2 separate regions of the Mus musculus genome follow, and region 2 is linked to region 1. Evidence: chromatin loops called from intact Hi-C (ENCODE). Cell type or tissue: heart. All regions are shown on one strand. Each heading gives the region's core, and the rest is flanking DNA. Links, peaks and the distances in the headings are about the cores only.

The links. A loop is a pair of places that touch in the nucleus more often than their neighbours do. Peaks named below come from ENCODE experiments on the same cell type or tissue, not always from the same donor. Only the 100,000 strongest peaks of a DNase experiment are listed, where the experiment ranks them.
Region 2: it touches region 1 in a loop (6-fold over the local background); 10 of 42 quality-filtered maps call a loop at or near these places.

Annotation. Positions count from the first base shown.
Region 1 is chr10:105,709,932-105,718,116 of GRCm38, forward strand. No RefSeq gene overlaps it. Among named protein-coding and RNA genes, the nearest start is that of Mettl25, 130 kb to the right of the region's middle. In heart, for the core only: a CTCF peak has its summit at 5,126 (motif pointing left); no DNase peak of the experiment used is centred there.
Region 2 is chr10:105,569,308-105,577,492 of GRCm38, forward strand. Tmtc2 (transmembrane and tetratricopeptide repeat containing 2) reads right to left here and starts at 5,172. Exons shown (of 12, transcript NM_177368.4): 1 at 4,360-5,172. The coding sequence starts at 4,442. It overlaps Gm15663 (predicted gene 15663), which reads left to right and starts at 5,244. Exons shown (of 3, transcript NR_038032.1): 1 at 5,244-6,380. In heart, for the core only: a CTCF peak has its summit at 4,733; DNase peaks (open chromatin) are centred at 4,294, 4,484, 5,184 and 6,114; H3K4me3 peaks cover 4,008 bases; H3K27ac peaks cover 2,254 bases.

The DNA.
Region 1 (8,185 bases), core at 2,073-7,072:
AAGAAAACACATGGTGAGACTCATGGCTATAGCTGCATATGCAGCAGAGGATGGCCTAGTCGGCCATCAGTGGGAGGACAGGCCCTTGGTCCTGTGAAGTTTCTATGCAACAGTAAAGGTGAATGCCAGGGCCAGGATGGGTTGGTGAACAGGGGGAGGGGGATATGGGGGTTTTCGGAGGGGAAAGCAGGAAAGGGGATAACATTTGAAATGTAAATAAAGAAAATAGCTAATAAAAAAAGAACATTTAAAATAAGAAGAGCACAAGGAGGAGATAAAATTTAGACTAAGTCAAAGAAATCAGTCTTGGTACCAATTAAAAGCTAAAGACAGATGAAGAAAAAAAATTGTCACTAGGGGCTGACCTAGGGGACCATGGCAAACAGGGACAGTGTTATGGGTAAGTTATAGAGGCCAAGAAGAGAAGCCAGAAGCGAAAATGTTTGAGGCATCAGTGAGGTAGGATGAGGGGTCTGTACTTACTCAGCATTCAGGCTAGTAAGTCATGGACCCAGAGCTGGAACTGAGGCTGCAAACACTATCCCAAATCCTGTAATTGCACTTGCAGAGTAAAGCGGATAATATACAAAGGAAATGAAACGATTTGACGAGGGCAATGGCCTTAGTTCCTTGGCTTTCACAGTGCTTCGGGTAGAGTTTATTTCCTTAATAAAGGCAATGGTTAGCAAAACTCATCCCTTAGGCTATAGCTCTTGTATTGTGAAAAATCAGAAGCTTATGGAAAATCCTGGTAGGTTGTAATATGTACACAATATCATATCGGAGGTAATATTTGACAATATCTGAAGAGATGTTTATTGCTTGCCATAATTCCAAAAGAATATTCCAGAAATTTAGTGGATACAGAACAAGGAGATGCTAAGTATGCGCCAATGAATGGGCCACTATAACAAGAGTTTTTTTCATGGACCACGCCCATAGTACTAAGACGAAGAAACGATAGTTAGGATGGGAGAGATGCTGCAGTAGTGAAGAGGTTTTTCTTTTTTTTATTTTTAATTGAAAAATGTTTTTCCTCACCTAATATATCCTGATAATCACGATTATAGTTTTTTCTCCCTCTACTTTCTCCAGTTTCTCCCCCCCCCCTTCTTCCCTTTCATGCTGATCCACTACCTTCTGTCTCTCATTAGCAAACAAACAAGTTTTATGTGATAATAATAAAATATAATATAATAAGACAAAGCAAAAATAACAAATTAGAACAGAGTAAAATAAACAAATAAGCAGAAGAACCCAAGAAAAGGCACAAGAAACAGATGCAGATGCAGAGACCCATACACTCTGGAATCTCAGAAGAAACACTAAACTCGAACCCATCATATCCACGCAAAGGGCCTGTAGGGTAGAAAGGGAGAACATGTATGCATAAAATAAAATAAAATAAAATAATAAAATAAAAATAAAATGAAAATTAAAAAATGGAAAGACAAGACGAAAGAAAGCAAGACGTTGGCATGGCATTATGAGTCAGGGACCCTCCAAAGATACCATTGCTAATATTCTTGTACAAGACCCAGTGTGGTTCCCAGCAGCCATCAGCAGCTCATAACCATCAGTAACTCCAGGTCCAGGGTAACTGACATCCTCTTCTGACTGTCCCAGATACCAGTCATACATGTTTATACATATGTACATATATGCAGGCAAACTCTCATACATTTAAAATAAATCTAAAAAATGAAGAAAGAAGCACAATGTCTCCCTAAACAAGACCTGAACAAGGATAATGACAATAGATTTGCTAATGTGGAAGAGGGAAATCTCACGGCGGCTGGGGGTAAAGGTGGAATGAGGGAGGGCGCTAAGGAATGTGAGAGAGGGAGAAATTGTCTTCCCCAGCGATGAGAGCAGTAATTGATTATCCAGTACCAAGTGGCCAACCCTGAAATCATACATGCATAATCAATCAATAATGGACTCATCAGGTAGTATTTGCATATTTATGCATTTAAATTGTATACCAAAAATAAAGAGAAAGAGGCTATAGATTCGTGGGGTAGTTGCAGGGGCACATGGGAAGGGTTGGAGGGATAAAAAGAAAGGGAGGAAATGATATAATTCTATTTAGTTAAGAAATAAAGAAGCTGGAGAGATAGCTCAGCAGTTAAGAGCTCACTGTCTGCCTTTCCCAAGGTCCTGAGTTCATTTCCAACAACCATAGGGAACCATCCATAATGTGATCTAGTGCTACCTTTTGACATGTGGGTATACATTCAGATAGAGCACTCATAAAATAAATAAATCTTAAATTTAAAAGAGTTACAAAAAAGAATTAAAAATGAAACTCTCTTATAGGTCAAAAGTATCAATGTTTCACCTCTTTTTATAGGTCACCCCCAAAGCCCCTTAGGGTAGAAAACAAGCATTTCACTAGACAGAATATTCATAAACTGCAATCAGTGATTTCTGTTAAAGTTTAAGCTTGAAAAAACCAGAAATGAGGACGAATGTTTTTGCCATGTTTGTCACAGAATACATATGGGGAATTGCTATGTTCTCAGCTCTTGAAAGGCCTCTTCAACAATGGAATATATCCTGGGCCAGGTTATGTTGACTATAGTGTGCTTATGAATCATTCATAATTGCAGTAAGTAATTTGGTTATTGAGACTTAGTAGTCAGAAAGAAAGGCATAATATTTTATCTCTATTCACCTTGGCATGAAAAATCAAATGAAATTATATCTGAACTAATCTGAAAGATAAAGTCACCATAATTTCATAAAACCTCATTCTTATTTTAATCTTTAAAATATGTTTTATATTGTTGAGTGTTTTGCCTGTATGTACATGTGTATATCACTTGCATGCTTGTTATGGATGATTGTCACCTACTGGGTAGGTGCTGAGAATTGAACCCAGGTCTTCTGGAAGAGCAGCCATGTGTTCTAAACACTGAACCTTCTGTCTAGCACCCCAATTCATGTTTATACTTCACAATATTTAAAGCATTTTCTTCTAGCTACATTCTGTGCATATTAACTTAATAACACTTTGAATTCTAATTTGGAAATGTTAAAGACTAAAATAGCAAACTGACTTTAGACAAAACAAAACTCAGAACGATTCTCAGAGTCCATAGTTTTGTTTGGTAATGGTTTCAGTTGTCTGTGACCCAGATAAGGCTGCATAATAAACAATTACAAAACCAGAGTGTCATAGGGAATTAAGTATTTTATGGCTCACGTGTCTAGAATCAGCTGGGGGCTGGCCAGGAGACTCTGTCTTGGCTTAGTTATCTCAAATATCTTGAGGTTGGCTAGTTGTCAACTAGTTTAAGATACCTTGGCTGAGACTACCAGCTCTGCTTCAAATCTGCCTCTCTTTCTGTAGTCTCCGCATGAGCTTGTTCTCATGGTAAGGATAGAGAATGAGCTTCGGTATATACCATGCCTGCGAGCATTGTCAGTGGTGAAAGGAAGCCATATGGCTAAACCTGGGTTCAAAGGCTGGGAGATCAACACTTGTTTCCACGGTGAATAGATACTTGTTTCCATGGTGAATGGATAAAGTTACACAGTGGAGGATGTGAGAAGATGGGGGGGGGGGGATGATACTGATGTAGGACAGAGGAAATATCAGGGTTGGACATCACCAAGGGATTCTGGAGTTTTAGGTGAATGAATTTATTGTTCGCTACTCTGTATGCCCTTCTTGAAACAAAGTGCCCATGTTATATATGGTTAGAAGGATATAGACAGATATTTTGTTGCCAGGGCTGTGCAAAAGATCTTGCATTAGAGCTTGCCTCTCTATTTTTTCCCCCCAGAATTGATGAGACCCATGGCAGGTTTCTCTACAGTGGATAATCGTAAGGAAAAGTGCCATCACCAGGAAAAGGCAGTTCCATGGGAAGTCTCTCTCTCTCTCTCTGTCTCTCTCTCTGTCTCTCTCTCTCTCTCTGTCTCTCTCTCTCCTCCCATTGGGTGGGGCAAAGTACGTCAAACAGAGGAGATGGTGGCAGCATAAGCTAAGGAGAATCTGGGTCCCTGAATTTGCACAGAGAGTTGTCAGCCAGCCATTACTCACAGCTTGAGCGTAGTGCATGACCTTGAAAGGCAATTTTGTCAAAACACTGGGTAAGGCACGTACCAGATATCTCAGCAGTCAGGAGATTTAGGCAGAAAACAATCATGCCTTTGAGGCCAGCCTGGGCTACGCAGAAAGACAATGCCCATCTTCCTCAATCTTTTCTTTATTTTTATATTTATTACATTAGAAATCACTACACCCATGAACTACTGTGTCGACAATAGAAATATCATCTATTAAAAATTTTAAACCTAAGAATTAAAAGGTGGTCTTTCTGGCATTACCAACCATAAACTTATTCCCCTTTGCAAAGGATGTGTTATTCATTATTAAAAACAAAAAAAAGAAAAGTACAGATTCTACCATCAAAATATAGCTCCACTTTTACTTGTTAGTTAAGTTGTGCTTAGAGAAAATGGTTTAAGCTTTAAACTTCCTTTGGGGAAAGTGGACAGCAATCATTCCGTTCTACAGCTTCACTGTGCTTTGTAAACTGTGGTAGCCACAAACCACATTAGCCCTATGCTGACTTACCTCTAACTGTGTAGTTAAAAACTAATGCAGTCGGGAAAAAAAAGTTATAACACGGAGCATAAGGCTCAGAGTAAATCAGGGCAAAAACAAACATTTGAGACTTTTTTAAGAGCTCCAAACACATAGTGGTATGAAGAGACCACAAAGCCGTTTCACAAATACACAAATGTAACTGTGTTGGGATCTGATAACAGTCTGAGGTTCACTTTCCAACATTTTGACATAAAAAAGGATTTGTATTAACTAAGTCAACTTGAAGAATTTTTATGCCATTTCTAAGAAATTCTGGTTTTTGAAGTTCTAGTACACCAACATCTTGTATTCATTATTTTATTTATGCTTTTTTCCCTATGACTTGAATATTGGTTCAATTATGCAAAGCTTCCAAAAGGAAAGCTTCATATTGAAAACTTCTGACCCTTTTGTGCATTTTATTAACCAATCAAACAAATGTTCGGGGTCTTTGGGGATTTTCTTTTTTCTTTTTCTTTTTTCCGCCTGTGAAATGTTAGACTGTGGTAGATGACGCCCTCTACTGGTCATATGAGGTATAGCCAAGGCGATTTGACTCAGCAATTTCTTTTCTTTCCTGCATAAGAAGAACGAAGAAGTAAAAGCTTAGGAGAAGTAACAGCCCTGGCTGGTTTTAATGCAGATTTGAGTTTTACATTCAATAAGCCCTTTAGCTCAAGAAATGCATTTTTGATCTCACTCCCGTCTGTGTTAATTTAGCTTTTATTTTTAGGGCAAAAATGCAAATTTGGTATAGATTTCATAAAACATGTATTTTGATTATCGAATGTAATACTTGGAACTGTAGTTTTCAAGGTGAGTGCTGTTGAGCACTTCTGCATAACCCATGCCTGGGGTGATAGACCGGCCTTCTGCCCTGAAAAGAGGAACGAAGGTAGATCTTACTACAAGTATCTTTTAACCTTAGGAAGTCAAGCTTGATGGAGATTTACTTTTACAAGTGATGGCTTGTAAATAAAAAACCAAGCATTCCATAAGTGAGCAGTAAGAGGGGATATTCTGTAGCCTAAGCATTCCAGGATTCGGATTGATTTATCATATGATATAAAATTTAAAAAAAATAAAATAAACTTTTCCAGTATTGGGGATTAAACCAAGGTCCTTTGAATGCTAGGCAAGGAGTCTACTGAGCTGCATACTCAAGCTTCTCTGTTCTGTAGTCTAGGTGTGTGTGTGTGTGTGTGTGTGTGTGTGTGTGTGTAGAGGCCTGCCTACCACACATGGGCACCATCATACCCTGGTGGTGTTACGTGAGTAGTAGGGATTGAAGGAAGGTCCTTAGTCCTGTAGCGTGCTGTTTTACTAAATGAACCATCCCTCAATACAGGACTGGAACTACTTGGATTCTCCTGGCACAGCATGCAGAGAGTCTGGGAATAAGAGCATTGCAAACATTGAATTCTGGAAGATTAAAATTTAAGCACACATTGACTTTCAGGCTAACAAGATAAGGAGCAAAAATATTCATTAAGGAAATAAAGACACACTTTCCGTGCCCTTAGAGCTGAACATTCCAGAAAGTTGTCTGCAACTCTTGGCAAGAGAATACTTATCTAGTCCATGTTTTGCTTTGCTTTCTTGAGACAAGGCCTGCCTGTGTGGCTCTGGATGGTCTTGAACCCATGGCAATCCTCCTGCCTCAGACTTCTGAGTGCTGAGATTGTCAGTGTGAGCCACCAAGCCTGGCTTAGATAATTTAAAGTGTTGGAGCAGCTAAGACTAATATCCAAATGGACAGGCAGAAGGGCAGAGTGTAGTTAAATGCAGGTGTCCTTAATGTGGGTTTTCAAATGACCAGATAAAGAAAAGTTGACTCTTTACGTTTCTTTCTTTCACTGCAAAACCATTCAATCATCATAAATAAGTTCTTTTTCCACCACAGGCCATATGCCTTTAAAAAAAAATACTAAAATTCCTAAATTACAAAACTTCTTCAAGCTCCACTCACATCTCTCTAAGAGGTATTTATCAGAAGGCAATGCCAGTCAAAACAAGAAATCCTAGAACTTCAGTGGCTTTTATTGGATGATAGAGATGCATCCTTGTCATACATTGTCTTATGAAAATTTTAAGAAGAGGACGGGGTAGCTAGAATTCTGCATTTGCAAATTAGAAGCTTCACTAATGTTTCCCAATGCTTGTGACAAAATTGATCACAGACAGATAAAATCTTAGCTTTATCAAGTCCTTGAATGTAGGGTGAAAACTTACTTTATTCCAAATAATCTATTAGCTAAGTACAAAATAAAATACCGCTCTGCATTAAATGTTCACTAAAAATTCTTTCTGTCTCAGGTCACAAGGTATTTGCCTTTTACTTAGACAGGGAAAGCTCTTAAATTATTTTAATAGTCATTCAGTGTTTAAAAAAAGTATATAGCAACAGCACACAGCAATCCGGTGATTTCTATAGATAAGGTTTGGTTGGTCATCATATTTTTACTGTTCCACAGTGCAACTAGAATTCCAAGGTAAGTGAAGACATTGTTTCATGAAGAAGCTAAGTATATTACATTTTAGAGCCTGTAATTTATACTGCTTGTGCTGTCAATTACAGGGGCTGGTTCAGTTTGTACAACAGTTGTTCTGCAAGCATAAGAACTTGATAACTCACCCCCAGCATCCGTGGAAATGCTGGACATGGCAGTGCACATTCAGAACTCCACACTGGGCATGGTGGTCCACCTTCACAGTTCCGTGCTGGGCACGGTGGTCCACCTTTATATACCTGTAAAGCTTGGGTGCTGGAGATTAAACTGCCTGATCCGTGAAGTTTGCCGGCCAGCCTGTTTAATCAGTGGTAGGCTCTGAGTTCAGGGAGAGACCCTGGGGCAACAGCTAAGTTGGCAAGAGATAGAAAAGAATTGATTTCAACCTGTGGCCTCCCCCACAGACACACATATACACACAGTCACATGCATGGATGCATACACACACACACACATTAAAAAAAATACATGCAGCCAAACAAAAATATCTCTTAAAATGAAAAATAAAATAGAATAAAATTAAGGTGAATTTTAAAATTAGAATTCAAACCACTCTTATTTACCCAAAGAACAACCTGATGATATACAAGTTCCATTCTCCTCTATCTTTGAAAATTTGCCTATTTCTAAGAAACCTCCAAGCTGTAGGCATGTTCTGCCCAATCTCCACTTTCTTCAAGATTTTTTCAAAGAATTATCCTAATGTCCCAGGGCTGAGACTTAAGGTCTGAGCTTCCTCAATTCCGAGTAGACATGGCTCTTCCGGTATTTCCCATTTAGTAGTAGGAGCATTGGCAGAATAATATGACTTCCCATAACTTCCAAATGTTACAGAACTTAGAGTTTTTTCTTGAAGATTGTTTTTCACATAGTTTTTTTTTTGCAAAACCTTGTGGAATCCAAATGTATATCACTGGGGTTTATCTTTAAGAATTGGGAAGATGTGTTTTGCCAGTCATAAATGGACTGTAATCCCCCACAGATTTCAAGTTTAATTCAAAAATGCTCTCTCCCAAGCTGCTAAATTTGGCAACCACACTCTCCTCTCCATATGCCATCCTTAGGGGATTCTATA
Region 2 (8,185 bases), core at 1,648-6,647, 140 kb before region 1:
AGCAACAGAGTCTCTTCCTTCATTTCAACACTGTCAATCAAAATCATTATGAACAAAGCCCTCACTGCGGTGTTGTATTTATAGTCCTATGAAAAACTGAACAAGGAATGTGTTAGAGTTCTGGTTAGATCATGGCCAGATGTAGTGATGCGAGCATGTGGTCCCAGCACTCAGGAGGGTGAGGCAGGAAGATCAGGAGCGCAGGGCCAGTCCGGGCTACAACAAACTGAGACTCCACCTGAGGTATCTGAAGAGGGTAGTCGTAGTCACAGAGGAAGGAAAAGAAAGGGATTTCTTTTCAAAGGCCTCAATAAAATAACTAAGATAAATAATGTTGAGGACCATTCTGGGTTTAAGAATAGAAAGTTGTGGGGCTGCAGCAACGGCTCATCTGATAAAGCACTTGTCACACAAACCAGAGCTCTTATCTCCAGAACACATGGGCAAGCCAAACAGGTATGGCCATGTTTGTAATATGGCTGGAGAAGTCAAGCCAGAGCAAACTAGCTAGTTGGCCTGGTGGCGTTCAGTTATCTCCAGGTTCAGTGAGAGACCGACTCAAAAGATAGTGTGGAGAAAGAACAGAAAAGATACCTATGTCACTTCAGGTCTTCACATGTAAGTTCTGTGCTCACGAGAGCACACACACAAACACACACACAGAGAGAGAGAGAGAGAGAGAGAGAGAAATACAGACAGACAGACAAGAGACAGAGACACAGTGACAGACAAAGAGAGATAGAGAACAATGCAAAACAAGCATCAGTGACATAAATCTGCAAGCTAGTGTCACATGCACGTTGCAATTTCGAAATCTCAAGTTGTCATGTTTTATTCTTCCACAGCCATGAATTATTCTACTCAAGAGAAAATTTAAAAAATCTGCACATTGTTCTTGCTCCATATCTGTATCACATAAATGGGTACGTCACCCATGAAGTGATACGTGGGCAATCCAATCAGAATCCAAGGCATTTACAAGTTATCTTGGCACCAAGCTGACTTCCCCCAGTATGACCTCTGAGAAGCTTCTGGCCACATTTTAAAGGGGACAGTGTGTGCTGATGCAAGGTCAGCCTCAACAAGTGCATGAGAGAGAAAAGAGATAGGGGGTCACAAAAGGTATCTGTCTGTATTTCGCACACTCGTGAACATCAAGTTTCTCCAGAGAATGAAAAGGATCACTTAAGGCGTCACATTGAGCAGAACTTAAGATGTGCCAAGCATTTCACATTGGTACCACAACTTCAGATTAAGCAGTCATTACCTTATTCTAAAGCTGAGAGGAGAGAGAACAAGGCTGAAAGCATGTATGTTTTCTCATCAGATACTGTGAAGTCTGCCCTGGCATCACTCATTTCCACACACTGTACACATATTCTTAGGTTTACCACCAAAACACTTGAAAGACATTGAGTGGCTACAGTGCGGAACTGATCTTTGCTTCAAGAAAGCTTTATGTTGCCACCTAACTTCCAACAAGCTATATAAGACATAAAAATGATTATCAGTATACCAGTTGATAAACTAAACTGATCATGGTGTTTAAAACAAATGGCAACTTTGAGAAGTACATGAGCAATAACACTCACACTGCAACAATAATAACACCCTACTAAAGTAACGGCCAGATTCTTCAGGCTACAATGCAAGGTTCTAATTTAGCGAAGCAAGTCATGCATACGAGCCATCACCCCCTTATGTGTGGTTCTTGCTACTTCCAGGGGCTTCAGTTCCAGAACTGTACTCCACTGAAGTTCCTGGGGGTCATCACAATGCACAGATATAATTTAAGCAATGCTTTCCATGTGAATCTCTGCAAATGGAAATGGAGTACTGGAAACCAGCCTATCACACTGTCGTTTCCACGTGGCTCCCCCTCTTCGCTTCCCTCTTCACACACCAGCGAGCTACAGAACTTACGGGGAAAGTGCATTTGCAAAGCCACAGTTGACAGTGCACCTTGGCAATGAATCACATTCGCATGCTGAACACACAACAAATAAATTCAGTGTGGCATAAATATGCACCTGATGGTTCCTCGGGAACACAGGAATAAAGTTTGCTACCCTTAAGATTTCACATTTTTAAGACCTTGCGGTTGCATATGTAGTTTTGCCAGAAAATAATTTTTTTCAGAAAATAATTTTTAATGCATAGTGAAGCATAATTCATACTTTAGGCCCTCAGTGTTCTATAGATACATGTCTAAATATCATATTGGACCTGCTATCAATGATATGAGAAAATTATCACAGGAAATTCACCTATACAGAGAGAAAATAGAAGACAAGGATTGGTAACACTCACTGTGACCTGTAACAGGGGGAGGAACCTATAACAAATTCTAGTCATCAAGGGCAACTCATGTATCATCATCAGCACAGCTGTCTCCCAGACTCACTGTCCAAACAGGTCAGGGTGAGTGGGAGACCTACAGAAAGCTGCGCCTGCACACTGACTTAAGTTTTAGTCTCCATTTTTAAAGGAAGTGGTGCCTTTATCCTCTTTTAAGAACTGGGCAGCAGTTAAGCGTAGTCAAGAGAAATGCTTGCTTTATCATAATGTTCAACAATGTGACAGTATTTCCGAGTTTACTTTCTTCCTAAGCTCCGTATTCTTGGTTTCAACACTCCCTCTTCCAGATCACCACCCCCCAGAAGAGTCAGCCACTGCCCTGACTCATCCCTGGACTCATTTTAGCGAAACCTGAACAAAGCATTCCCCATGGGGACTCTTAAAATAGCAGGTGCAACATCACAGAAATCTGAAGAGAGAGAAAGGCCAGCAGCCCAGCCTGCCTCACTCTTGGACCATTTCTGAGAGCAGCTGAAGTCAGTACACTCTTTAAAAAGTTGAGGAAAAGTTTGTCTGCCAGAGACTATCAGCCAGTCTCTGCTGGGCACAATGCAGAAACACATCAGGGGTGTATGGGGTAGTTCTGCAAGTATCATCAGGGAATTTCATAGCAGACATGAGGGTGGGGACCAAGATCCCCTGATTTAAGACATCCAATCACTCTTAGCAGGAGAGTGGACCGAACAGAGTATATAGACTATGGCTGGCTAGCAAAGAGTATATACCCTTCCTTCTCGGACTGTTGTCAACCACTTTGCTGGGTTCACGAGCTTCCTCGCCCTAACCCTGGAGATCCATTCACTCCCCTACGCCCAGAGAGGCTGCTGAAAGGCTGTCAGAGTAAATCTGTGTTCACTTTTTGGATGGTTTAATTTCAATGGAGCATGAAACACTCCAGGATGGTTAATAAGTTTAGCCAGGCATGCCGTTCTCCCCAATATATTTTAATTATGCATCTGTTTTAATTGTAATCAGATTAAGTCACCGGAAAGGCACAAATTGGGAGTTGTCCCTAATGGCTATTGGAGCTTTTCATCAGTTTCTAAACACTAACAATATATTTTAAAAATAGGTAGAGACATCAGCACAAGGGTGATATTTTTCCAAGCATCAATGCAGTTTCTTTGACAACACAATCCGGGTCTCATTAGCCACCCAAACTAACCCAAATACAGAAGACAACTTCTGTCTCCAGGGCGTCTTCTTCTGCAATTAGCACCAGCGAATCACTAATGTCTCATGCAAAACGCCCAAACAGAACTGAAAGCCCACGTTTTTATAAAGGAATTCCCCATGATGCGTGAGCAAGGTTGGGGGAGCGAGAGATACAACCAGCAGCGAGATACAGCTCAAAGTTTACTATCATACACGTCAAAGAGAAAGTTGACTCAGAGTACGCGCGCTCTTTCCTCTATTTGGCAACTGTCATATGTGCGTTTAACTTCGAGAAATCAGTGTCCTATCAATAAAAGGAAACCACACGGGGAGGATCTTCTAGGGGTGCAGAGGTGCTTCCTTCCAGCCCACACGTAAAATCGCTTAATATGCTTTTTCTTTCTTTCTTTCTTTCTTTCTTTCTTTTTTTTTTTTTTTTTTTTTTTTTTTTTTTTGCACCAAGGTATACCAAGGATTGTTATTGGAATTTTTACTTTGGCTGGTTGTTTGTTTAACGTGGGTTCATTAAACAGTCTTCCAAATTGCCTGGATTTCCGCAAAGAAACTTAAGCGCCTGCCAACCAGCAAGAAGCAAGCAAGAACCTGCTGCAAAGTAGGAGCGGAAACTCGTTCGGCCCGCCCAGCGCGCCTGCGTCCGTCCCGGCTGTTTGCTTTAGGTGTTACGGTTTCCGTGTCGCCTAAACCTTCAGGTGCAGATACCTGTCCCCCCAACCCCGCCCCCAAGACGCGCTTCAGCCTGACAGCAAGCAGTACCAGAGCCACCGAGGAGCCCCCACCCCACCCCCGTCGCACCGCAGCCATTGCCCCTTTCTCTCACCCACTTACCTGTCATCGTAGCAGAAATCAGCACTCAGGGTGTTGAGATACAAGGCGAGCCCCAGAGCGCTGCTCACCAACTCTGCAATCATCTCTCCACCGCCTTCCCTCCGGCTTGGCTCCCAGCGCGAGCGCAGCAGCGGCAACAAAAAACAGAAGCATCAATCCCCACCTTCCGCCGCCTTCTCCTCCTTGGCTGCACTTTTCCCCGGCTTCCCCGCCCGCCTCCTCGTCCTCCCTCCTCTCCTTCTTCCGATCCCGGGCTCCTCCTCGGGGCGCCGGGCTCCGCTGTTCCTGCGTGCTCCGGGGGTTGCGGGCTCACACCGCTCTCCCCATACCCGACAACCGCGAGAGGCAAGCGGCGATCGGCTTCACGCCCCCCGGCGGAGAATCGGGGCTTGTCCTTTTCCCGCGGCTCGCGGTCCCCACCCTAACCCATGGCACTTTGGGACGCCCTAAGGTAAAGGACTGCGGAGATAGAAGAGTGCAAGAGGGGGGACCAAAGGGCTGGACAGAGCGAGGATCTGGGACCAGCGGGAGGAAAGGAGAGACAGAGAGAGAGACCGAGAGAGAAAGGGGCGGGTGGGAGGGACGAGGCGAACCGCCTCCCTTCGCCGCCTCCCGGGCGCACGACTCCGGGGCCGTTCGCAGCAACTCGGCCGCCACCGCGGCTGCGGCACATTCACTCTTTATTGGTTCCCTCCCGGACCCCTCTCCAGTGAAGTGAGAAGCGGCGACTGGGGACTCCAAAAGCTCCCGCGTGGGGTTCTCGTCGCGGCCCCACGCGCCTGCGTGGCCAGCCCACCACCCTAAGCTAGCCCGGCCCCTTTCTCCACCCAGATCCTCCCCGCAGACTCCTCCCTGTCTACCCCCACTGGCTGGAGGCTCCGCCCACTCTTCTAGCTGCTCCAGCCTGGTACTCTGGCCCCACTCTCTTCTTCATCTTCCTTCACCTTCTTTTTGACTCTGGAAAGCCTCCCCCAAAGCCCAGGACAAAGATGACTTTTGGAAGATTGCCCAAAACGATAGCTAGAGTGTGCCCTGGGCTCTGGGAGATGGAGGAGAGAGGCGACAGGAGGAGTCAATGGTTTGCCCAGTGCTGCGGGGAGGCGCTTTGCACGCTCTAGATCGCAAGCCAAACGTCTAGTGCCAAGAGCTGTCAGGCAAAAGACTGGTCAGCTGGAGAGACTTCTCGGGACGCGGAGAGGTAGAACAGGTTTGCAGAGCGCTGGCAACCTCGGTTGACACTAAGGATCTATTGCCCCGCGCGCGCGCGATGCGTGAGCTGAATTGGGATGGAAGGGCCTGTTGAAGAGCCAGGGAAGCAGCGTTTAGGAGAGAGTTTTCCGAGGCCACGCCGTGACGGTCGACATTAATATTAGTGGAAAGACGCGTGCCCCGCAGTAAGATCATGAAAAGGGATCCAGGAAATGAAAGAGGAGAGGCAAGAAGGTAAGAAACACCCACGCGTTCCTCAGAAATTGCGTGGGGATGGGTGTCTTTAGTGGTTCAGGACTGTCAAGCTGACTCTGAGACTATAGAAGAGACCACGCTAATGCAACCCTCTACAACGGCATCCTTAAACCCAGCAGAGCGGAAAGCTAATGCCCTTTCCTTTCCGCCCGGATGCAAGACTGGATGGAAGGCATCCAACATGATGAAATACGGTGCAGAAGAATGGTCTGGGCAGAAGGAGCGCTGGGTACTAAAGTTGCATGACCAAAGAGATCCGAGAGCTGTCTGCCACACCCCCTTCCTGCCTGGTTCCCTTTCTGACTGCCCTGGTCGCTCCCTTGGACTATGATGAACACGACTGCAGCGCCCCCTGCTGTGGGGAAGCTACAGGGCACAGAAAACACGTCCTTGCAGGGCTGACTTCCAACTTCCCCTTTTGCACCTAACCAGCAAGCTCTTCAAAGATAATAAGGAAAGTGGACTCCCTGGGTATGTGGCAGCGATCTGAAAAGTTTGAACGCCTGCAGAATAAGGATGTCTGACTTCACAAAGAAATCGTTTGGAAACTGACAAATGTGTGTTCAACCTCCAACAGGCAAATTGTGATTTGATCAAAATATTATGAGCACGTAGGAAGTTCTCAAATAATATATTGAAGATGGTGATTCTTGTTCTTCAGTGCTCCCCGGTATAATGTATTTTTTAAAGTTTTTTTAAAAATCATACCAGTTGCTCCATTCGGATCCTCTCTGACCTTCTTCTGAGCTTATGTATTGATATTGGATCCTGGGGCACTGGGGGAAGAATAAATACTTAAGTCAGATACCTAGATTTGAGTATCAACTCAGCTATTAATTATTTGAGTAAGTTGGGGCCAATCACCTCCTTCACCCCTCACTTATAAATACTACTTTGGTTGGGTGAGTTTCCATGTAAATAAAGCATCCAGAGGGGGACTGGTAAGTGCAATAAGTTAGCTGTTATGATTTCCAACGTCATCCTTTTACTTCTTAACTAATACTTAGACATTCCTCTCTAAAATACATACCATTACACCCACACTGTTCCACTCTTAGTCCGAGCCATCACCAAAATACACCCATCACATCCACAGAGCGTTAGTATCTCCTGCACAAACTAATCTGATGGCCTTGTAAATGGTCTTGCTTCTACACCTACCGCCCCTGCTCCAAGCATTTACTTGAGGCTCCAGACAAGCAGCTTTAAGTTCAATCACTCCACTTAAGCGTGTGTAGTGCACATAGAATAAAACTCTCTTAGTCTGGCTCATATGGTCCTCCCCCTCTTCTCAATGTGTTCATCTGTGTATGCCTTCTCTGGAACCTTCTTTTCTCTCGTACCTGGAACTGTTTTCTCCCCAGACATTTCTTTGGCTACTTTCCACTATCTTTCAAATGGTATTTCTTCAAAAATTCTTTCTTGTATTTTATAAAGCACACACACACACACACACACACACACACACACACACACACACACACATACACACCCCTCTTTCCCATCATCCTTTATCACTTCCTTCTAAGTATCTTTGTCTGCTTGTTTGTTTGTTTGTTTGTTTGTGGAGTTTTGATTTTTTTTTTGAGACAAGGTTACTCTGTGTAGCTCTGACTGTCATTGAATTCACTCTGTAGATTAAGCTGAGCTCAAACTCAGAGATCCATCTGACTCTCCCTCTAGAGTGCTGCTATTAAAGGCCTGTACCACTACTACCTGGTGATAGGCACACATCAGTTTATTAACTAATCCCTTGAATTTCCATTCAATCTTCATAAAGCTTGTCCCCTCATCCACAAAGTGCCCAGAGCCCATAGCATCTGAACATTGTAAAAGAAACTTCTAAAAAAGGGTAAACAAGTAAACAATAAGAGTATTTAAGTGTGATTATAGAAGAGCTGAAAGCCCACAAATATTCATCAGGAAGAAGAAACTAAATTGTTGTCTATGTTAAAGATGCCAAAGCCAGAGGGAAGAAGGGTGACATTTCTTGAGTGCATCACTTCCTCGGGAAGATCCATGATAGGAAATCACACAAGGACAGCTTCTTTCCTAAGACTTATGGGCATACAACTACTAGAAAGCTTTGGGTTCAGAGAGCTAAAATCTTGTGAGCATTTCTCCATTTCAAAGGTCTGATAGTTTTAAAAACATTAAGTGTGGCTTCTTCTACAACCATCCAGCCCCTCTGAATTGAAAGCCTCAGAAACTGAGACATGCCATAAAATGGTACATCTTGAGATTCTTAATAGACAGCAGACTGCACATCCTGCCACGCTTGAAAAAAATCCAGTTTCTTGTAACAAAAACGCTATTATACTTTAACGTATGTCTGTGTATCCTTCCTGTGAATTAAGCCATG